3 separate regions of the Mus musculus genome follow, and all the other regions are linked to region 2. Evidence: chromatin loops called from intact Hi-C (ENCODE). Cell type or tissue: heart. All regions are shown on one strand.

Region 1 (8,000 bases), 100 kb after region 2:
GGCAGTATTGGCTTAGGTTATCTCAAGACCAAGGTCTCAGCACAAAGGAGATTTATTTGCCCAAGAGGGACAAAGGCCAGGGAAATAAGAGACAAAGACAGGAAATGAGGGAGATGGGAAGGGAACAAGGGAGAAGGAGGAGGGGTATTTGTCCCAGAGTGGGGCAAGGGACTGCCTCTGGATAGAGAGGAGACAGATACTTCCCAATAAGAAAATGGGGGGTTATAAAGGCTAGGGAAAACTCGGTGTTAGAATAAGGTGTTTAAGTATAATCGGGCATGTTAATTAGGTGAGCCAAAGGGGGCTTTCAGTAGTTGGACCTTGGTCCTCAGGCTCAGGAGGAAGACGTGGTCAAATAAAGGAGTAGACCGTGAGGAATGTAATCTAACAGCTTTTAGCAAGGCAGAGGGAATGCCGTGCTCACCGTGCTCAGGCCGGCTAGTCCCTTCAGAGGGCACTTGTTAGGGGGCAGCTAGTGACTCATGAGATGAGGGTCAGTTATGGGAGGCAGTAACCTATGCAGAAGCATGGGGTATCCTCAGAAGTACACTGATGGGTATGTAGTTGGGTAAGAGGAAGGGAACATTGTCTTTATGGTAGGCTATCTAAGCATGTTTTTAGGCAGAGGAGAAGAAATATGATAATTTGAAAAGCCTACAGGAAAAGATTAATGACTTTTAGAAATACTGACTTAGGCTTTTAAGGACTGTGGGCACGTGTTTGCTTTGAATCAGTGAGGTCGCTGTGTGTGACCTTTGTCATGGTTTAGCCAGGGCAGTTCTGGTTATCATCATGTATCAAACTGGGCCTATGGGGAAGCTTTAAATCGCCTCTGTGTGTAATTTCTTTACATACCCGTGACTAAAATACGTGACACAAACAATTTAAAGAGAATTGTTTTGGCTTTCGGTTCCATAGGTTTCTGTTCATACCCCTTGGTTCCGTGGATGCTGGGCTGGTGAGGTAGGACACCATGGTACTGGGAATGTGAAGACGACAAGCTTGTTCACCTAACAATAAATAAGAATAAATAAGTATGAAGAAGAGACCGGCAGGACTACATATTACCTTCAAAGGCACATGCCCGGTTTCCTCCAAATAGTTTCTCATTCCTAATGTTTCCACCACCTCTCAAAGTTAGGATAATGAGCTGAGGACCTTGCATTTTGTCTGTGAGCAGATGTGAGATGTTTCACACAAACAGCTGGAGTGGTTTGCCTGTACTTTATACTGTTGGTGATCTCATTTGAACCTCTGACAGCTACAAGTTAACTCTAGCTAGGGTGCAGAATTATCTGAAAGCTCCTAGTTCTTTCTACTAGGCTTTAAGTCCAGGCCTGCCAATGGAAGCTATGGATGCATTTTCTTTGTGTGCATTGCTTTGTTTCATAGCAGAATTATCAGGCTTCTTAACTGGAAACTCTTGAGTTGTAAGGCAAATGCATATGTAAGCTGGGAACTTCTGAGCTGTTCTCAGAAACAATGTGGTTATTTCAGTCACTCTGTTGCTTACAAACACACCATAAGCCCATTCATAACAAACACATCATAAGCTCATTCATACAAACACATCAGAAACCCATTCATACAAAGGATGGAATTGGGTTTTTTTTGGATAAAATGTTAGGATTACAGAAGATTAGGTAGTCTAAAAGATACTATTATATTTGCTTTCTTTGACAATACGTTGGAATATAGGAATAGAATTCAATAAAAGAATGATGCAGACTCTTAAATATGTATAACTTACACATAGATAATACTAACTAACCACTTTTCTTAAGGCATACATTCATCTACTACTTTTAATTTGGCATAGATGTAAATCTAATGTCTACTAAGAAAGTATGTCCATATTATTAATAGCATTGGATACCAGATGCATGAATATAGAAGTTGGTATGTGTCTTATCTTTTTGATGATTGTGGGGGTCCCTGTAGGTTTCAGGCAGGGAAATGAACTGCCGATTGGTAAGAATGAAAACATGATTCAGATTGGCTTCATCCATGTGGATCAAACCTTCTAGAAAGTGATGCCAGGCAGTTTATCCCAGCAAATTTAAATATGGTATAATTTGTAGAAAGTTTCTTCATGTAATATAATACTGGGTGCACAAGGAGGCATAATTATATTGAAACTCAACTCAGGGTACGTGTCATTTCTTCCCAGAAGATGGGCTCTAGAGATATAGTACCTATACTAGTTTAAGGGCCAGAAGAAGACTCTGGCCTGGTCTCAGTCATACAGATAGCATAGAGGTCATTCAGGCTATTGACCTCTGTTCCTGGTTGTGGCAGCTTTGGGGAGCTCCTGGCTGTTCGGATAATGTAAGGGTCATTTAGACTATTAGGTATCTCTGGTCCTGATTGTGGGTCTTGGGGAGTTCCTGCCTGCAAGGGTCATTTAGATTACTAGCTACCTCTGGTCTTGGTTGTAGAAGCTTGGTATGTCCTGGTTAACATATAACACAGACCACCAAGTCGACGTCACTTCTGAGCCCCAGCTCTCTGGGTGGAAGAACAGGTTTTACATTCTTTCCCTTGAGCAGACAGTCCTGTGTGATTCACATTCCTGGAGATCTGTGGGCACAAGGGTATTTTTGCTATGCTCTCAACAGATGATAACTAAATTGGGAAGTATTAATTAATTTTAGATTTTAAATTAAGAAAGGGCTTAAGAATGGGGCTTGTGCTAGATAGTTTTATGCCGGCTTGACACAAGTTAGAGTTATTTGGGAAGAGGGAACTCAACTGAGAAAATGCTTCCATAAGATTGCCTGTAGGCTAATTTATGGGGCATGTGTGTGTGTGTGTGCTTTTTATTTTTTTTAATGAATGGAAATGTGCTTTAGAGTACTGTAACATTATTCTAGCTTGCTTTTTGTTGTTTTGGTAAATCAAATGCAATAGTCCCTCACTGGGGGAAGCCAGGACAGGAACTGTGAGGCAGGAGCCATCAAGGTGTGCTGCTAACTAGCTTTCTCTCTCTGGCTCCGGCTCATTCAGCTTCTTTATGCTTGTCGAATATTGACAACATCCCCAGTGGGTTGGATTCTCCCATGTCAGTCACAGATAAGACAGTGTTCCACAGCCAACTCTTCAGCTGATGCTCCTTCAGTCACAGATAAGACAGTGTTCCACAGCCAACTCTTCAGCTGATGCTCCTTCAGTCACAGATAAGACAGTGTTCCACAGCCAACTCTTCAGCTGATGCTCCTTCTTTCCAGGTGGCTTAGGTTATGGGAACAATTGACAGTTAAAATTAACCAGCAGACATGTCAGTACCGGTTAGTTACTATACACTCTGATTCACTCTTCTATCTTACAAATCAAATTAGCTTAGAAATAGCAATAAATCTAGACTGGATGAAGGGATTTAGTTTTTAATTCATTTTTAAAGTCTCAAATGTATTGCAGTGTCATTTTTAGCTTTAAATAGCCAAGAAAATGTTTTTCTATTTCTTTTTATTATAACAGTTTTAGTTATTAAAGAATATTTTTACTTGTTAAAAAGAAAATCCCAGTATTTCTCATGTGGATTCTGGCTTCTGAACTGGACTTACATCCATTTAAGGCTTTTTTATTCTAATGTTGGTTATATATTTTTTCCAGTTCATAATGTGATGTATTGTACTTTTATTTATCCAGAGCATAATTAAGAACTAAGAAATGAGCTGAAAGTCATTGAGCTGCCAGTGTCCAAGCTGATATTTAAAAACATATGTTCTTAATTAAACAATTGGTGATTAAGTGCTTAATTATGTGAGGCTGTTTAATTATGTAAAAATTAATGATCTCATACAGTGCTGCTGCTCTATTGTTGCCCACAATAAAAGTAAGAAAAACAAAAAACATGGGGCAGAAGTGATGGTTCCGTGCTCTCAGTGGATCGTGGTTGACATTGTAGTGTACTGGGCTCAGTTGCCATACCTACCTAGCTGCTGACAGCTGTTTGTAACTCTAGTTCCATAAAATCTCATGCCTACTTCTGGCCTCTGTGAGTTCCAGGCAAATACATGGTATACATACATACAGATAAAACAGTCGTAAGTGAAATAGAGATAATAAGTGTAAATAAGTCCCCACAAAGATGTTAAAATATAAAAATTGCCAAGGACTAATAAATATTGAATAGATTGAAATTTTCAATATAAAGATGGTGTGACCATATATTAGATCGCTGGAAGACTTTCCTGTAATGTAAAAAATGCGCGCGCGTGCACACACACACACACACACACACACACACACGCGCACACATCCCACTGTATTTGGTTTCTGTAGAGGATGTTTTTCAGTCGAAGGGAAGGATAAATGATTTAACAGTGTTTTTCATGGAGTGGAGCGTTAGATTATTCTGTCAAAGAAATCCTGAAGCGAGAAATGGTTGTATCTGGTATTTAAGAAATAATAAAAGACAAAAACAACTAAAAGGAAAATGTTGGTGTAAACTCTTTTAGTTGTTTAATCTACAATTTGGAGGGAATTAACACACTTGAACAATCAGCAAACTCTGACCTTTAATTGTATGTAGACATATGTAAGAAGCTTGTAACTTAAATTACAGATTAAAAAAAAAACAACAACCAAAAAGCCTGAAAAACTTGTGAATTTGCATAGATTATTTGGACCAGAAAAAAAAAACAAACGTTAGAACTGGGCAACCTTGCAGACATGCCCTACTCTGTCACATAGGCGGGTGGCTTTCATACCAGGAAGGACAAGGAGTGGCAAGCAAGTCCCTGGTCCCTGCAGTTGCCAGTTGCCTTACATGGTCATGTTTGGGCGGTGTCTGCCTTATTGGCTGAGACCCAGCTGCTCTGTTACATGGATGCACTCATAGGTTAGGCTGGAGTTGCGCAGGGATCGTGTTAGGCCACAGTTCAGTGTGTGGTGTATACTTGAGGAAGGGTAGAGACTGCTTTAGAATATATTTTGTTTAAATGAACTCAAGTAAATAACAAGTCTTACAGTTTTCTTAGCAGTAGTATTGGATGGGATACTACGTGAGGAGGTATATGTAAATTAGGTTCTCCTTGTCCAGACGTGAGATATGGTGTGGCGGGTATACTTTGTTAATTTCTCCCCACAAAAAGCAAATTCCAAACTCTCTCTCTCTTTTCTTTTTAAGTCCAAACTCTTGTATAATTGGGAATGATCTTCTCAGCCAGACCCGTGACTTCCTCTTTTTCTTTTTTCTTTAATTTTTTAGGGTTTATTTATTTTTATTTTATACACATTTGTGTTTTGACTGCATGTATGTCTGTGTGAGGGTGTCAGGTTCCCTGGAACTGGAGTTAGACACAGTTGTGAGCTGCTATGTGGGTATTGGGAATTGAATCTGGGTCCTCTGGAAGAGTAGACAGCACCCTTAACCACTGAGGCAACTCTCCAGTCTATTTCTCTGTTTCCTATGTAAAACTTATCCCACTTAAACCCATCTCCATGATTTCTTCATGAGGCTTTCCTCTCTCATCCTTTGTTACAACAATAACCTAAAAAGTTTTGATTTTTGTTTGCTTGCTTATTTGTTTGCCTGTCTCTCTGTGGACAGAATCTTATTGTATAGCCCTGCCTGACCTGACTATTCACTGTGTAGATTAGACTGGCTCTGAGCTCCACTTGAATCCACTCCAAGGGCTGCAATTAAAGACACAGGTCACTAAGCCTGATTTTAGCTTATATTTTAAAGGTGAGGCACACTCTGCACTTGCTGTTTTATGTAACAAAAACCCCTCCCTCTTATTCATGTCTGTGTGCTTGTTATATGTTCTGTCTGTTACGGTCCCAGTAAGTACTATGTACAAGCCACCGAAGATACCGAATTTATAGAAAGCCTGTGCCGCATCTCCTAAGGGTTTGCCATCTCTTCGGGAACAGAAGGGAGAAATACGTAGCAAATACATTCTGTTGTGTTGTGTGACAGAGCAGAAGATGACTTCATGGACGGGTATAAGAAAAACAAAGGAAAAACACTTTACCTGAGCCAGGGGAGTCAGGAAACACTTCTTCCTCAGATGTGTGCTTTGCTGGTGTTTATCCTCAGCAGAAGGAGCTGTCACTTGCAGTCTATACTTCACATTACTTAATAACTTTTAAAAATAAATATATACAGTGCAGTAGACAGACATCTCACATGGGAGATAATGGAAAAGATTGTATAGAGCCAGCAGTATTTCTTCCATAGTGTTTAGAAAATTGCACCATGCCTTTCCTCTCCCACTGTGTGTGTGGTTTTTTTTTTAAGAGGTCTTGCTGTATAGCAGAGACCAGCCTCAAACCTGCCTCATCTTCCCAAGTACTGGGATTGCAGGCATGCACACCCAGCTACTATGCACTTTTTTATCATAGTGTGTTTAATGAACTCAAATCTAAAAATAAGAATGGGGTTCTTGAAGTATTGGTGTTTTTTGTTGTCAAATTTCACTGTTTGTATCATTAAAGGTGTGTGTCTATGTCATGTGTGTTTATGTTCCTTGTGTCCAAGTCATACGGGTTTATGTTCCTTGTGTCCATCTCATGTGTGTTTATGTTCCCTGTGTCATTGTCATGTGTTCTTATATTCCGTGTCCATGTCATGTGTATGCTTATGTACCCTGTATGTATGTCTGTGTCATGTGTGTGCTTATGTTCCCTGTGTCCATGTCATATGTGTGTTTATGGTCCCAATGTCTGTCATGTGTTTTTATATTCCATGTCTATGCCATGTGTGTGTTTATGTTCCCTGTGTATGTGTCTGTGTCATGTGTGTGCTTATGTTCCCTGTGTCATGTCATATGTGTTGCTTATGTTCCCTGTGTCTAAGCCATGTGTGTGTTTATGTTCTGTGTCCTTCCCACATCTTCAGGGTACTTGGCAGAGTTGGCTCTACTGTACCTAATGTTTGTAACCTGGTTTTGTTTCCTTAGTTTTTCTATTTCCCCTTATTACCTTGGTCAGAAACGCATTGTTTTTGTTTTCTCAAATAGTCCTTTTCATTGTTTATTGTTTTTCATTTCATACCTTTCAGGTCATATCGTGTTCTTTCTTGGGTTTACTTAAGGCTCATTTCTACTGCCGTTTCTAGTTTCTTTAGGCAGAAGTGGGTATTGTATCTTCAGCACAGGTGTATAATGTTAGAGATGCCCATGGTTTGCTGCACAGGTGTGTAATGTTAGAGATACCTGTGGTCTGCAGCACAGGTGTGTAATGTTAGAGATGCCCGTGGTCTGCAGCACAGATGTGTAATGTTAGAGAGGCCCGTGGTCTGCAGTACAGGTGTGTAATGTTAGAGATGCCTGTGGTCTGCAGTACAGGTGTGTAATGTTAGAGATGCCCGTGGTCTGCAGCACAGGTGTGTAATGTTAGAGATGCCCGTGGTCTGCAGCACAGGTGTGTAATGTTAGAGATGCCCGTGGTCTGCAGCACAGGTGTGTAATGTTAGAGAGGCCCGTGGTCTGCAGCACAGGTGTGTAATGTTAGAGAGGCCCGTGGTCTGCAGCACAGGTGTGTAATGTTAGAGAGGCCCGTGGTCTGCAGCACAGGTGTGTAATGTTAGAGAGGCCCGTGGTCTGCAGCACAGGTGTGTAATGTTAGAGATGCCCGTGGTCTGCAGCACAGGTGTGTAATGTTAGAGATGCCCGTGGTCTGCAGCACAGGTGTGTAATGTTAGAGAGGCCCGTGGTCTGCAGCACAGGTGTGTAATGTTAGAGAGGCCCGTGGTCTGCAGCACAGGTGTGTAATGTTAGAGATGCCTGTGGTTTGCTTCAGCAGCATTTCACATTGATATATCATGCTTTGTATCTTGAAGTAGATAAAATATCTTGAGATTTTTGTTTGTTTGATATCAGGTTTCATTCTAATGTCTAGACAGGCCTATAATTCAATAAATAATGGGAACTTGAACTCACAGAGTACCTTCTCCAAGTGCTGGAATTATAAGCATGAGTCTCCCACCTGATGTTGGTTTTGGTTTGTGTGTGTGTTTGTGTGTGCAGGGGGTTTCTTTCTTTCTTTAAGAT
Region 2 (8,000 bases):
TTCTTTTCAACATTTTGGCTGTTTTGGGTTTTTTGAAGCAATGGCCTGTGTGCGTGTGTGCGTGTGTGCGTGCGTGCATGCATGTACTTCTGACTAGGTATGTGTAGTTTCCTAGGTAGGCTTTGTGTAGGAATGCCCATGTGTGGGCAGAGATCAGAGGATGCTTCCGCTGTGTGTTCTTGAGACAGGTCTTGTTGAACCTGGACAGGACTGGCAACCAGCAAGCCCCAGTGATCTTGGCCTTGTGACATAGAACTTGCAGGTTGCTTGCTTTCTCTGTGAGGTCTGGGCTCTGTCCTCTGTCCTCATGCCTGTGCAGCAAGTACTTCTCGGCACACAGCCGTCTGCCCAAGCCTACGCCCTCTCACTTATTATCTTTAACATTTCCTTAAAGTTTGTGATGGGGAGCACTGCCTGGTGCATGTGCCGATAATTTGGCATGTTTGTAGTTTTTCGTGAAGTGCCTCTTGAGGATCTTTGGGTCACAATTTTATTCTTTGACAATTTTTTAAAAAAGATTTATTTATTTATTATATGTAAGTACACTGTAGCTGTCTTCAGACACTCCAGAAGAGGGAGTCAGATCTCATTACGGATGGTTGTGAGCCATCATATGGTTGCTGCGATTTGAACTCACGACCTTCAGAAGAGCAATCGACGCTCTTAACCGCTGAGCCATCTCTCCAGCCCTTCTTTGACAATTTTATGAAATGTATTTTGATCTTAATAGGATATTCTTCCTTCCCCCAACACCTCCCTAATCCACCTAGCTCCTACCTCCTTTGCCCTCCCACCATGGCTGAGTTTTAAGAGTTTTTCACAGACGGCTCAGCAGTTAAGAGCACTGACAGCTCTTCTGAAGGTTCTGAGTTCAAATCCCAGCAACCACATGGTGACTCACAACCATCTGTAATGAGATCTGATGCCCTCTTCTGGAGTGTCTGAAGATAGCTACGATGTACTTATATATAATAAATAAATAGGCTGGACTGAGCAGGGTCGGAGTGAAGAAAAAGAAAAAAAAAAAAAGAAAAAAAAAGAAAGGAAAAGAAAAGAAAAAAAAGAGTTCTTTACATATGTCGGGTTATAAGGCTGTTTTCTTTGCTGGTTTTGTTGTTGGCTGGCTTCAGTCTGTGGCAGTCCTCCTGCCTCTGCCAGTTGCTATTACAAGCCTGTGCCACGTGAGCCTACCTGGACTGGCTCAGACTCCTCCATTAGAGTCCTCTTTTGCTCCGTTGATTTTTGTCATTCTTTTGACAATGTCTTTCACAGGAGACATTTGTAATCTTAGTGAGGTCCAGCTTATTCTTTCAAGGATTATGCCTTTGGTGTTGTATCTGTATTCCAGAAAGTCATTATATTTAAATTTTCTCATATTATTTCTGGGAGCTGTGTTTTGCATTGAGACCCGTGGCATTTTGAGCTCACTTTTTTGAGAGTGTGACCACCCAGATTGCTTTGCTTGTGAATGCTCAGTTGCCAGGCATCATTGTCGGAGTCTGTACTTCTCCTGCAGCATCGCCTTTGTTCTGACCGTCTGTGAGTCTGTCCTAGTGAGCCGTCAGCTCCCGTGCTGCTGCCATACTGCTTTGAGTTCTTTAACTTTTGGAAGGCGGTCAACCTACCAGGGGCCACACCCTAGGAAAGCTGGATCTCTTTCCTTCAGAACCATTAGATGTCAGTAGCTTCTCAGCTGTGGTAGAGACCCTGTGTCCCTCCCCTTCATGTTGAATGGTCACTGTAAGAACTAGAAGACACTGGAGGGCTTAAAAAAGCTTGATCATAATTAACTGCAAATGGATATAAAATTCTCACCTGATGTATGTAAACATTTGAGTTATTTATAAGAAGAATCACATCTTGAAAATATTATTAACTAAGGATTTTATGTTTTCCACAAATTCTTATGGCATTAAAAACTATCTCAGTATACTGATGCAAATTTATGTGAGGTTACTGTTAAAAGTCACAATATTAATATTTTTGTTAGTATTTATTAGCTATTTATTTATTTTATTAGCATTAATTACATAAACAATGGCTTTCATTATACTATTTCCATAGTGTACATAGTGTGGTTTGAATATATTCACTTCCCATTACTCTCTCCCACAGATTCTCTTTCTTTTCTAAGTAGTTCCCCACTTTGGTAACCGAGTGGGTTTCACTGGGGTTGTTTAGCGGAGTGAGTGAGAGTTCGGGTGCGTGGGCGCCTTACCAGGGGCTGCATCACTGTAGAAAATGTCTCGGCTCATTCACTGACCTCTGACTTTCATAATTCCTCAGAAGAAGAGGGCCCCCTGGTCCCCTCCTCTACCCTTATCAGGATATTGCTAGTCCCTTATGATGGCAGTCTTGTCTAGGTGATCACAGCTCAGAAGTGCAGTAGCGGTGCTGTGCAGGGAGGTTAGCATCTCTCGTGTCCCACCCCTCCAGCTCCCACATGCTGTGCACCCTCTTCTGAGACAGTCCGTCCCATCCCGGAGTGCTAGAGGGGGTGAGGAGCCATTGTTGGTTGAGGATTGACAGCTGGTTTGTCTCTTGTACTTGGACCATGCTTTACACTCACTGCTGACAGATTTTCTGAGAGAAGAGTCTCTGAGCAAAGGCAGCAGTGTTTTATCGGAGTAAGCACAAGTCTGAGGAAGGCAGTTGGATGGGCACATCAAGTCTGTTCAGAGAAGCAACAGTGACAGACATCTTGTGCAGGAAGTCCTATAACCTCAACTATTGGCTTTTGACTGAGTTGACAGTGGCATATAGAACTCTGTCTTGTGAAGTGGCACTTGGTTTCCTTCATAATAGACTTTTTCATGGTTGTATCAGGAGGTGAGTCTTTCTTTGGGATTGGTTTTGCTACATAGAGGTTTCCACAGGCAAGTCTAAGAACACCTTTTACCCAGCAAGCAAAGGCTCTTTCAACCCAGTTCCAGCATGCTTTTTTTGTGTTCTGAGGCAAAGGTATAAGGCACCATTACAGGTAAGGCCGTGATATCTAGTTCTGGTGGGCAAATAACAGTGATAGTTCCTGTTTTGTTGTGGGGACTGCCTGGGCCTTGCTCACTGACAGCTTACATGGCAAGGCGGCCTCTTGGCACAAGGATTTTTTTTTTTTTTTAATTGTGGTTTCTTGGAATGGCTTTACCTGCACAGAGTATGTTAAAAAGTGTGTGTGTGTGTGTGAGAGAGTATGTGTGTGTGTGTGTGTGTGTGAGTGTGTGTGAGGGAGTGTGTGAGTGTGTGTGTATGAGAGTGTGTGTGTGTGAGAGTGTGTGTGTGTGTGTGTGTGAGGGAGTGTGTGAGTGAGAGTGTGTGTGTGTGTCTGTGTTTAAATTTTTTTTTTTGTTGTTTTTTGTTTTTGTTTTTTCGAGACAGGGTTTCTCTGTGTAGCCCTGGCTGTCCTGGAACTCATTTTGTAGACCAGGATGGCCTTGAACTCAGAAATCTGCCTGCCTCTGCCTCCCGAGTACTAGGATTAAAGGCGTGCCGTGTGCCCCCATGCCCGGCGTGTTTAAATTTCTCATCAGTTATCAGATTTCTGTAGGATTTTTCCATAGGTTAGGTGTGGTTGATCATTCTCACCACTCAACCTTCCCCTGCATTCCTGACCACTGCTGTTTTTAGACCTCAGACTATAGATCAGATTGTCCTAAAACTTTTAAATCTTTCTCCCTCAGTCTTCCAAGGCCTGAAAATGTAGTGTGAGCCACTTTCTAGCTTTAGTCACCATTAATTCTGATGTAGCTTTCAATTTTTCCCAAAGAGAAGTCTACTAGATTAGTTTGATTATGATGTCACAAAGAAGACAATGTTAGCAAGCACAAGTAAGCTTTTCGTGTGTTTAATTTTAACAATCGTGATACTTTATGTGAAGCGATGAATGAATTCAAATCCATTAATGTTCAAATGATGAATTTTACCAGCAGGTGGCAACAACAAATCACTATTTTTATAGTAAAACTAATAGCAAGATACACCTTACTTTTCCTACCAGTAAACAGTTGTGTGCTCATGCCCTTATCATATATGCTTTTTAAAAAGTGGATCTAGAGTTCATTAAATGAAATGGCCTGGAGCTCACAGAAGCCCCTGTGCCTGCCTCTTGAGTGTTGGCGTATAAGACATGTGCCACTTGGTCTTCTTGAGTATCCTAACCTGGCCTTAAGCTCACAAATGCTGAAAGTACAGGCCAGTGTCACTATGCCCAGTTTTGCAGTGTTTTTTTTTTTTTAAGACAGTCTTATTGTGTAGAGCAGGCTGTAGATCGCAGACTCATAGCAGTCTGCCTGTGAGTGCTGGGGTCAGAGGTGTGGGCCAGCACGTCCAGCTCTGCACAGTGCATTCTAAAAGTGTAATGGGTTTTTGAAAGTTTGACTGTTGTTTTGTGTCTCACTATGTTCTGAAGCTGACTTGACACTTCCTATGTAGAGCATGAAACTCGTTAAATAGACCAAGGTTGCCTTGGGCTCTTGACTGTCCTCCTCCCTCTGCTGCCATGTTCTGGGAGCGCATGCCCATGCTATCGCTCCCAGCTTCATTTTCAAACTGAGTGATGATCAGGTTTAGTACCCGGTGACTATAAAGGATTTGTCATGGGCTTATCATCTCCTCCTCCCTCCAGGTTTATAATAGTCTAGATGTTAGGATTTACCGAGAGTATACAAACAATTCTACATGATTCCAATGATTTATTTAGTAGTATTAATCTTAAATGATTTATTAACTAGAATTTATCAATATTTAGGCCTGATTTTCTTTGGCTAGCTAATACAGTTTATTTGGTTTTAAGTTAAAGGGTAGTTCTGCCATCTTTTGGTGCTCCTCACTGTTAGAATATTCACTCATTTGTTGGTATTTTCATTCACTGACAGGTCTTACTTTGTGATGTGGACTCTTGCCTCTCTGCCCCAACTGCAGGGATGACAGACATTCTTGTTCACTTTGTGTCTTGGCATTTTGCTTGGTTCAGTGCATGTGGACAGCTGGATTCTTGAGGATTTAGGCATATGAGGTCTTAACTCAATCAAGGCTTGGGATGACCTCAGGTGACACCCTGTTGAACAACTGGAGATTGTGGTTTCTGTAATTGTATACCCTCAAAATTCAATACTTGCCTTTGAAAGGTGCTAATGAATTTATAACTAATTTAAAGGAGGTCCCTCACACTAACTCCCTCCTCCCTCCCTTCCTCCCTCCCTTCCTTCCTTTCTTCCTCCCTTCCTCCGTTCTTCCTTCCTCCCTCCTCCAACCTCTATCCCCTCCTTTGTTTCTTCCTTCCTTTCATTTTTCCAGACAGGGTTTCCCTGTGTAGTCCTCATTGCCTCTGCCTCTTGGATCAAAAGTGTGTACCTCATTGCCCGGCTTAAAGGAACTTTTCCAACTCCCCAGCTCTGCCTAATGCATTTTGACCCAGTAGTTTCTCACCAGCTGCATCAGGGTGATTTAGAGACTGAGAGAGAAAATGTTTGGCCTGGCAAGAGTATTTCCTAGCAAATGAGACATATTCTCAGCACATGAGAGGCCCAGGCAGGCAAATCTCTCCTTGAGGCCAGGGCTGCACAGTAATGAGTAAGACCATGTCTTTAAAAAGAAAGTGGAGAGGGAAGAGAAAGCAGGCAGGCCCTTGAAATGAAATGTATACAGCATGATATAACCTGTGTATTATGATGAATAATTAATTGGCAATTAGTACATTGGCACGGTTGGCCAGCTATCATGTGCATCTAGTTTCTTACATTTTATTGTCCAGAAACAAAACTATACTCATTAGGTGGTTTCTTTCTTTCTGTATTCTGGGAACTACCAGGATACATTTATTCTTTTAGACATTTCATGGTAGTGAGATTCTGGAATTTTGGTTTCCTTAAAAACCAGAACTATTATAAGAATATACTTTTGTTTTAATCCCAGGTGTGGGGCTGTGACGCTTCTTTGCACTGTCAGCAGCAGATGACTCTGATTTGCCTTGTGCTCTAGCAGAGACATGTTTTTGCTAGTTAAAGATAGTTTCTGTGATTGTGTGATGTTTGGAATTATAGACCCTTAAAGAGGGTCTATAAATGCTAGAGCCCAGATAGGTGCGGTGGGTAGTTGTTGGTCGTTCATGGGGGTGGGTTACAGTTTGTTAGTTGTCATGCTCAAAGAGAAACAAGTAGAAAGAAATTAGATTCAGATCTCTCTCTTTTTTGCTTTCTCCCATTTCTCTTCTATTTAGGGATAGGGAGTGAATGGGGAGGGAGGATAAAAGGTGAGAAAAGAACCCACAGCCTTGGCAAAGATCAGCTACAAAGCAAAGAAGAAACAAAAGGAAAGAAATACAATTCAAAGACACCCCCCATCATTTTTTCTTGTCTAGTGATAGAAGATGAAGTCAGGGAGATAATATGTGGGAAAAAAGAGCCCACAAAGTAGCTAAGCCTGGCTGGCTACATTTCATGTTTATAGAGTCATACAATCCATGACTTTGTAGCGTCTGTCATTTAACATGTTTCTAAGGTTCATTTGTATAGCATAGAAGGCATACATGGGGATTGTATTTACATCACTTCCTTTCCTCTGTCTCCCCTCTCAGACCCCTCTTGTTCCCCCAACTTCCTCTCAAATTCACAACCTCTTTATTGCTTTACAGGCAAACACATACACAAATACGTATATATAAATACAGTTTGCTGAGCGCATTCAGTGCTGCTCACATGTACATAAACCACTTGGGATTGGTAACATATCAGGATATTAGTCTCCTCCTCTAAAGCTAATTGAAGATAGCTTCCCATCTGTGGGTGGGGTCTTGTTAGACTTCCCTCATCTGCTGTGGCATGTGTACTGTTACTTTAGGCAGCCATATAGGTGAGGTTTCATGGATTTGGTTTCCCTGTCATGTATAGAAGATACTACCTAGAAGCATCCTCCAGCTCCTAAAATCTTCTGCCCTCTCTTGTACCTGAGTAGGGTTGTAAACATGTCATTTGGGTTGTGGACCTCTCTCTCTTTTTCTTTTTTTAAAGATTTATCTATTTTATGTATGAGTACACTGTAGCTGTACATGTGGTTGTGAATCTTCATATGGTTGTTGGGAATTGAATTTAGGACCTCTGCTCACTCTGGTTGGCCCAAAGATTTATTATTATATGTAAGTACACTGTAGCTATCTTCAGACATACCAGAAGAGGGCATCAGATCTCATTACAGATGGTTGTGAGCCACTATGTGGTTGCTGAGATTTGAACTCAGGACCTTCAGAAGAGCAGTCAGTGCTCTTCACCACTGAGCCGACTAGCCAGCCCCAGGTTGTGGGCCTCTTAAGTCAGTTGTTCTCTGTAACAGTCTTCTTTAGGGAGAGCCAGCACATGAGCTGCAAGTCTGGAGCTAGGAGATGGTGAGGGTGGGCAAAATTCTCAGGATATATAGCTTCCTGATTTTTTCACTGGATCATCAGGAAGGCCTTGCCTATACTTTTTTTTTTTTTTAAATGTATCTTAAGAATCTGTTGCTGAATTCATAAAACCCTGGAGACTTATCCTTACAATTTCGGTTCCAGCTGTTTACGTTAGTAGTTCTATTTTCAGCCCACTTTGTGTGTTGTCTTAGCAACATTGTCTGTTTTTTTCTACTGAATAGACGTAGGTATAAGCTTTTAAGATGGAGTTTCTCTGTGTATTCCTGGCTATCCTGAAACTCACTCTGTAGACCAGGCTGGCCTCGAACTCAGAAATCTGCCTGCCTCTGCCTCCCGAGTGCTGGGATTAAAGGCATGTGCCACCACTGCCTGGTCTTGAGGGCCATTGTGTAGCTTCTGATGGGAGATAAGCTTTTGTAATATTTTTGTGAAATTAGTTTAAAAGCTAAAATAATTAAATGGTAAAAATATTACTGATTTTTATCTCGACTATAAGATATATTTAACTTGCTTATTGGCTTTCATTGTGGTAGAAGTAACCTTACTGGTTGCTATTTGTGAGAATTTGCGTTTTAATCTCAGGATAGTACTAATTTTTGTTTTG
Region 3 (8,000 bases), 150 kb after region 2:
ATATGCCTTTGCAATAATTAGATTGTGAAAAGCTAACAAGTGTTGTAACAATAATCCTTTGTTTGGGGTGCTTGCACTTGTCTTAAAAATTAAAGTGTTTTGGGGTGTTTTTCCAGACATTGCCTTGCTTATTACCCTGTATTTCAAGAGACAGAATCAACATACCTTTGCTCTCTGTAGTGTCAACAAAGCTAAAGGAGTTGCAGATTGTCACAGAACATACATTAAGGCAGAATGGATTTATGAACGAGGCTTTAGTTATAGCTTCATTATCTACAATGTGGGTGTTCCCTTTTTTTAATCAGTGTTTCATCGTAAGTGCAATGGTTTCCTCCCCTGTCCCCTCCAATCTTTCCCTGTGTGAACAAGACACATATCCTTCTTAGGGTTTAACATTTTTATATCATACACTGTAGTAAGATAGACGATGCCACTCATTCACAAACTATGCATGCTGGGTTTTTCCAATGAGGCTGTGCGTTTCCTTATAGAGCCTATGACAAATGGTGGCTGCTGAGTCATGATTTCTATAGAAACATTCCTATAAGAACCACAGAGTGTGTTTATGTTTTCCCTACCTCTGAAAGAACTTTTACCATTTGAATGAAATTTGTCTAATGAGGTTAGAAATGTCAAATTGGAAAAGGAAGCTAGAATATTAATCTTAAGGTGGTTCTTCTATTAATAATACCCTAGCGAGTGTATGATATACCAAGGAGTTCTAGCATACACTTTTGTGATTGGGTACCATATGGTTATATCTGATTCTTGGTAGCATGATGATAAAGAATAAATGTAAAGGTTGGGTGTGGTGGTGCACTCCTTTAATATCAGCACTTGGGAGGCAGAGGCAGGAAGATCTCTGAGGCCAGCCTGTTCTGCATAAGCTCCAGGCCACCCAAGGTTATATAGTGAAGGAAAATCTAGGAAGAAAAAAGAATAAAAGCTTAAAGTGAACCATTGGTTATTTGGAACATTATAGCCAAGTCAGTCTTTTTAGTGAAAAGACCCTATGAAATCTTCATGGAAAATTACAAGCAGTGGGTCTCACATGTGACTTTAGCAGATCCAGAAATAGCTAATCTAAAAAATGGCAGAACCATCCAGAGAAAAAGTAGTAGGGAGTGTAAAAGAAGTCTACTCTTTAACGAGATCTGCTTGTTTGTCCATATTCCCTGCACCATGCATAACTTAACAGGTATGAGTAAAAAAAACTTTCATTGGAATAGAAAACACGTTCGGATTATTTTTCTTTTCTTATTTTGTGAGGCAAGGACTCGGAGATCTGCCTACCTAGGCATGCCACCCCTCACTACCCCCCCCCCCACACACACACAATCTCTCTCTGAATTAGAAGTTTGTAGAGTGTGTCCATTAAAGATTCTATTTAGTTGAAGTGTTTCAGTTTGCAGAAGAGCTCTCGTTATGAATTACTTAGCTAGCTGGCTACTTTAAGTCTGTGGACAAGTGATTTTAAGGGTGAATATTGCCATTTCTTTGGTCTGTCTGAAATTGTCATGGAGGGACACAATGTGAACCTGTCAGTTTTCAGATTCAGGTTTCTTTGGTAAGCATCCTAAGGAGAACATGGGCAAGTTTCTTCAGAAACTTGGGTCACTGATTTTAAGCCCTAAATGAGCTGTATTCTCGAATATCATCAGAGTTAATTTTCAAATGGGAATTAAATGATAAAACATGATTTAAGTCACTACCAAATCTAATTTCTTGAGTTTGCTGTTTTTCCTGATGCACAAAATTTATATACTGGGCCCAATTGTGTCACATGTTTGGAAGGTGGTAAATAGGGCCACTCCTGAGAGGTAGACAGCAGAAGCTGATAATTAAAAAAAAAAAGTCACAACTGGTATATCTTCTTTCAGTAATAAAATATTCACTGAAACCCTCTTCATTCTATTTGACGTATTTCAGAATAATGCCTTTCGCCCTTGGTTTTGTTTAAAGAGACCTATTTTCTACAACTTAAAGCCCTAAAGCTAGTATTAAACATATTTTCATATCAGTTTTGATTAGTGGAGCTATTTCAGTCATATTTTATACTGTACAAATTAAATCTCCCTGTTTTAAGTAAATTACTCCTTTTCAAACTGCGTTAAACTGCAGTGTGCAACTATACAGTATGGAATGCATCAATAATGTGGATTAATGTTGTAGTAGAATGTTAGGTTCTTAGACTGTTAGCTAAGTCGCATAGAGTGGCTATTTAATTTCCTCTGACCCGTGCTTCTAAAGGAAAGGCAAGCAGTAGAGAGGACCGTGAGACTCACCCAGATCGGCTGCTGGTAGCCTGCAGTGCAGCTGAGGTAGCAGCTACCGAAGAAAATGAATGATTCTTTACTTACAAATTATATTTGAAAATCTTAACTTTTGTAAAATCATTAAGCAGACCTCAATCTCAGAAGTTGTACAGAACAATTTAGTAAAACTGACATAATTGTGGTTTATTAACATGAATTAAAATGCCCAACCAGTGCTTCAATGTGACAGCGTATTGAAATAAAAAGGAAAGGTCATGTGCTGTACTACTTTCACAGAGATCACACGTTTGCAGCAGACTTGCCATATGTACAGTGCTATATTCCAAATGAAAAGGGCGGGAGCAATTATATACGCAAAGGAAATTCAGTATTTACAGTCTGTCAGGAGACACTAAAAATTATCTATACATTAAATTACATTTTGCTTGCAAAAAACTGATAAAACAATATGAGCCATGTCCACACCAAATCATAAAAACCTGTATTGCATTTTCAGACCTAAGATGCACTCAAATAACTGCTGACCATAAAAAAAAAAGGAAATCCTTAGTGCTTTCTTTAACTGTATACTTAATGCATATGTATAAAATAATACAGAAAATATTCATTAAATGAATTTAACTGCAACAATGAAATTTAAAGGTCATGTATCATCAGATCTATGGTCAGAAAAACAGTTGGAATGTTCACTTACAAAATAAAGATACCTACAGCTGGCTTAAGAGCACATTTCATAAGGAAGTGTAAAAAGCAAAAATGGGAAAGATACAATGAAAGAGCACTGGTGTTTGCTTTTGTTTTTTTTTTTTTGTTTTGTTTTTGTTTTTTTATACAAAGTTTCATGTACAAGCTTTAAAAAGTACCTTAACAGGTACATATGAAATATACAGTTTATCTTACAGAACATTTTAAAAAATGTTATTGGAGTCCATTTTAATGCCACCCTGAACCGTGGTAATTGTTTTGAAATGTCGGCGGCACCTGTGCTCTGTGAATTGGAATCTGTGCAGGCACTGGCGATGCCTGCTGAGGTCCTTGCACCCCATGTGGCAGGGCCACAGAGCCAGGATGAGGATGAGGACAGAACCCTGAAGCAGTAGGGGTTGGAATACTGTTTGGTCCTTGGGGCTGGAGATGAGGACCTGCAACTGGTAATGGACAATGTGGCCCTGTTCCGGAAGGCTGGTGTTGGGGTCCCGGTCCCAAAGTGGTATGATGTGTGGCTTGTGAGGGGTACGGCGGGACAGCTGGATGAGCGCTTGCAGGGAAAAGTGGAGGTCCTTGATGAGGTGGGTGGTGTAAGGCTTGACCTGATGCTGAATGATGCCCAGAAACCAGAACACTGGCTGGGGGAGGGGGCGGGGGAGGGGGAGGGGGCGGGGGTGCCGAGTTTACTACATGCTGGTGTTGTGCTTGTAGACTTTGCAGTCCCGTGGTAGGATGGGGTGGGGGATGGTGATGTGGGGCAGGACCAGGTGGTGGAGGGGGTGGTGGTAAATGGTGTCCTGCAGTTTGAGAATGAATGTGTGACCCAGGGGTAACAGCATGAACTGGCCCAACTCCATGTGCTACAGAGTGCTGCTGATGTGAGCTTGGCTGCTGTATGAGGTGTGGTCCTGGAGCGGGCGGGGGTGGGGGCGGGGGCGGGACCACAGCAGCAGCAGCAGGTTGATGGTGAATGGTGGGGTTTTGAGATGGCAGAAAATGCCCTGGAGTAACGTGATGTCCAGGAACTGATTGCTGGCTGGTGCTGCCAGGAAGTGCTTGATTTGGTCCAGATGTAAACACAGTTTGTTGGGAAAGACTACCTTTTAGCTGATTATAATTCTGAAAGTTTGCAGAGGGCTGCTGGTTTTGATAGTAGGATGAAGGAGGGGGAGGAGGGGGAGGGGGTGGGGCCGTGCTGTTGAGACTCTGTTGGTTGAACTGACTGTAGGTTGCTGAAGATTGTCCTGAGGGTGTCTGGGTAAATAACGCTCCAGAAGTTGCCTGCTGAGGATTAGCTTGAAGGTTCTGTGCCGCTGCATAAAAGTTTCTCTGAGTCTCTCGTTGAGGAGTTCCAACTTGAGGTGATTGTGAATGGTGAGGCCTGAAGGGAGATCCTAAGTGCTGTGAAGGAGGCTTTGGCGAGAGGTAACCATGCTGCACGGGGGTGTGAGGTGTGGAGGACTTGGGAGGGTTTTCTGTGTGAGGTGACGGAGGACAGTGCAACTTCGTCGGTGCAGAAGGCAGCTTTTGCGGAAGTTGATCATTCGCACTCAGAGCGTGGGCCTGAGGAGCATGGTTCTGAGAAAGTGCTGGGGTGTTACTTGACAGCTGTCTGTGCTGAGGCTCTGGGTTTTGGTGAACACTGTTGTCAGCTTCTGATACAGTGGCAGTTGCCTCCCAGTGGCTATCTGGTTTTGTGAGTATTTTCCCATGTGACTGAGCAGGATTGATTGGCCCTGGTGAACCAGGCTACGAAGGAAAAAAAAAGAAGTATGAGAGAATGTCACTGGAATTTAATGTTATTTAGTAAGAGGGCAGGAAGCAGTGTGAGGACGACAACGGTGAGTTTTTTTTTTCTCAGTACATTGTGTAAGGTTTTCCATTTGTGTAAGCTTAAATACATTCTCTAGACCTGATGGTCCCTATTTTCCATTTTCTTCAAACAACTTTCAGCCTCTGACAACCTTAAAACTTATCAAATTTTGATTTCATATAATTTCTTTACCCAACTAAAGATAAACTGCTTTGAATAAACAAAAATTGTTCATTAAACCATTTAGCCTTAAAATGCTTTTTTTACTTCCAAGGGTAACCCCAGTGTGGCCCTCAATTTTACAGTGGTCTGCAGGCCCACCAGCTCATCACAGACCAGGATAGAGAGAACAGTCTATTCCGGATGAATGTCACCTGAGTTTTGACATACGGAGTGCTGCTTGGCAGGTCCTTAAGAGTATCCCATGAAGTCAGGAATAAATTTGAGTGAGAAATGTTGACTACGGAAGGGTACTTAGAAAACTGCAAGGTTAAGTCAGGACTGTCTGTACACACAGCTCAACACAAGAGTGAGAAAACAGGAAGAGTACAGAGACCACAAACGGACACTTGATGTGGCAGGGAAAAGTCAGTCTGATGTTCCACCACTTCCATGAGGGACCAGACTTGAAAGGTCAGTGTCGTTACCTTGCTTGTTTTAGAAGGGCTCTGAGAAGTGTCAGGGGATGGACATTCACTTGTACTTGTGGCTTCTGTACCTTCCGCATCAGGGTCTGTAAGGGAGAAGAAACCTACAGTAAATAAGATTACAAGACATACTGCCTCTTGTAGACACACAGAGTGCTCACTGTACACAGTTCTTTCTCTTACTATAAAGCACTTTAACATAATCACCATGATAGGTCGGTCATCTGCTTACTGACCTGCCATGAGTTCACTCAAAGAAGGAGCTAGGCTCTGAGCGTGCACCTGGGGAATGTGATTTGAATGAGATGAAGGTGGAGACTGAACATGACTCGGTGAGCATGAGACACATGGTGACTCTCCCCCTATGGATGAAGCAGAGCAGACCCAGAGAGACCATTAGCGTGCGCTCACAGGGAGCAGAGCACAAGCAGGCAGAAGCATTGGGAGAGCAGAAGCAAGCGCACTCACCACTGTCTTTGTCTTTGCGGTGGTCACTGAGCAGTAAGGCTCTCTGGTAACTTCTCTCTCTCACTTGCTCCACTGAAGTGGAGGCAGTCCTTTAAAAGAAAACACATCCTAAGGTCAGAGAAGCTGTCACCAGCTAGGTTGACTCTTCTGTCTCCCGATGAGCAAAATGTCCTTCAGATGAAGGAGTTTGCTATAATGAGACAAAACTTTGGGGTTAAGCTTTAAAAATAGCCTCTTACATTGCTAACCATGCTCCAAACTGAGATTTTATTACGGTTTACTCAAAGAAATCAGACTAACATTTGTCTTTGGCAATTTCTTGGTGAAAGAGGGGTAAGCTGGAAATATTGTGTTAACATTTTTAAGGTCATGTTAGGTTGCCAAAGGGAGCAAAATCCTTCCAACAGAATCCAAGTGTCTGTGTCAGAGTGGTCAGTCAGACTGGGGACTGAGCCGTCTTTCACATGGCTGCCAAGACCCATCTTAAATGCAGCTGCTGTGCTCTTATTCAAACAGTAAAACTGCTGCTTCAGCCAAAATTAACTGGTAGGGGAGGTAAAGAAACTGTCTAGGACACTGCCTGGAGTGACAAGTTCTGCAGGAAGGAATATTTACATAGTTCACAGCCACAGCTTCTGAGGTGATCACCTTCAACCACTGTCTATTTTATCATTCCAAAACAGCAAACAGGTAGAAGAATTCTCTAACAGGTTTTTCTCCTTGCATAGTGGCACATTGTAGAAGGGACTTACCACTGAACTTCTGGGTCTTTCTTCTCACTGGAATTGGCGTCTTTAACAGGACAGTTACTGCTGCCTTCTTCAGAAGAGGCACTGTAAGCGGCGGCGGCGGTGGCGGCGGCGGCGGCAGCAGGCGGTGGTAAAGGCAAGCTAGCCTGGTTTTCTGCCTGCTCCCCGTTTTCACTGCTGTGGACACACCCGTCGCCACTGCTGCTCAGGCTCCCACTCGGGTGAGGTGACACACTAATCAAAGCAAAGTTCTCTGGCTTAGACCCACTCTTCCTAGCTTCACGTTGTCTCTTACGGTATTCTAATAGAGAAACCTTAGACAAGAAAGAAAAAGTAAATCTCTTATTCTTGTTTGTGTATCAGAATCAATTTTCTTTTTTAAAAAAGGATACTGCAGCATTTATATTAGAAAAATTATGAAAATAATTGAATTTCCATAAATAATTAACAATTATTAAATGCCTACTATATGTCAGGCATTTTATTTAGATGATTTATATACATTATCTCATTTAATCCTCACAACAACCCTAAGAAATAGGTTATATTATCATCCCCATTTTACAGATGAGGAAATTGAGTAACTCACTCACTCCAGGTCACACAGCTGGTGAGTGTTGGAGCCGGGATTCGAACCTAGGTCTTATTTGAAAGCCCGTGCTCTTTCCACTATACTACATTGCTTCCCACAAAGTTGCCAACTGGACTCTGTTATAAAAATTAAAAGCACATATCACTAAAATGCTTTGACTTATATGCAGTTAAGCCTATTAAACAAATAAGTGCTGTTTTTCCCAATCTTGAAAAATAAGGCATTCTAACTGTGTCAAGATTAGATACTTTTGTATTAAGATAGAATCTGAGCAAGCAGTATCATACTTTGAAAATACTCTTACATCCATGGCCTAAATACTGTAAGTATTATGATGGTGAAGAGGCATTTCTTCTCTCCAAGGCTGCCTGCTCAATGTAAAATAAGAGAAATAAGAGTAAGTATTATCTACCTATTGCTTTGGTGGAGGTGTTTATTTTTAAAAGTTACTTGCTTCATAAAAAAAAATCATCTTGAGGCTTTTATCTCAGACTACATTTCTTAGAAGTTTTCATATCACCATAATTTTTACTTTCTTAGGAACATCAAATTATTTACAAAAAAATTAAAAAATATACATATGAAAACCTTAATTTACATAACTAAGTTACAAAATGCCTCACGTAACACATGCTGTAACTACCAATAACCCTTAAGAGTAAAGTAAAAAACCCACTATTATAAAGACTATAAATTGTTAAATTATAACCTTTTTCTTTTGTGGTGGATTCTGGGGCGTGCAACTCC

The links. A loop is a pair of places that touch in the nucleus more often than their neighbours do. Peaks named below come from ENCODE experiments on the same cell type or tissue, not always from the same donor. Only the 100,000 strongest peaks of a DNase experiment are listed, where the experiment ranks them.
Region 1: it touches region 2 in a loop (4-fold over the local background); 5 of 42 quality-filtered maps call a loop at or near these places.
Region 3: it touches region 2 in a loop (3-fold over the local background); 15 of 42 quality-filtered maps call a loop at or near these places.

Annotation. Positions count from the first base shown.
Region 1 is chr5:23,548,638-23,556,637 of GRCm38, reverse strand. The region is part of intron 3 of Srpk2 (serine/arginine-rich protein specific kinase 2); the gene reads left to right. Among named protein-coding and RNA genes, the nearest start is that of Kmt2e, 120 kb to the right of the region's middle. In heart, no CTCF peak of the experiment used is centred here; a DNase peak (open chromatin) is centred at 4,797; H3K27ac peaks cover 969 bases.
Region 2 is chr5:23,652,720-23,660,719 of GRCm38, reverse strand. All of the region lies in intron 2 of Srpk2 (serine/arginine-rich protein specific kinase 2), which reads left to right. Among named protein-coding and RNA genes, the nearest start is that of Srpk2, 19 kb to the left of the region's middle. In heart, a CTCF peak has its summit at 3,921 (motif pointing right); no DNase peak of the experiment used is centred here.
Region 3 is chr5:23,498,257-23,506,256 of GRCm38, reverse strand. It overlaps Kmt2e (lysine (K)-specific methyltransferase 2E), which reads right to left. Exons shown (of 26, transcript NM_026984.2): 21 at 7,963-8,000; 22 at 6,665-6,975; 23 at 5,913-6,001; 24 at 5,681-5,806; 25 at 5,445-5,530; 26 at 2,022-4,733. The coding sequence ends at 3,210. It overlaps Srpk2 (serine/arginine-rich protein specific kinase 2), which reads left to right. Exons shown (of 16, transcript NM_001359173.1): 16 at 1-2,901. Among named protein-coding and RNA genes, the nearest start is that of Kmt2e, 68 kb to the right of the region's middle. In heart, no CTCF peak of the experiment used is centred here; a DNase peak (open chromatin) is centred at 3,616.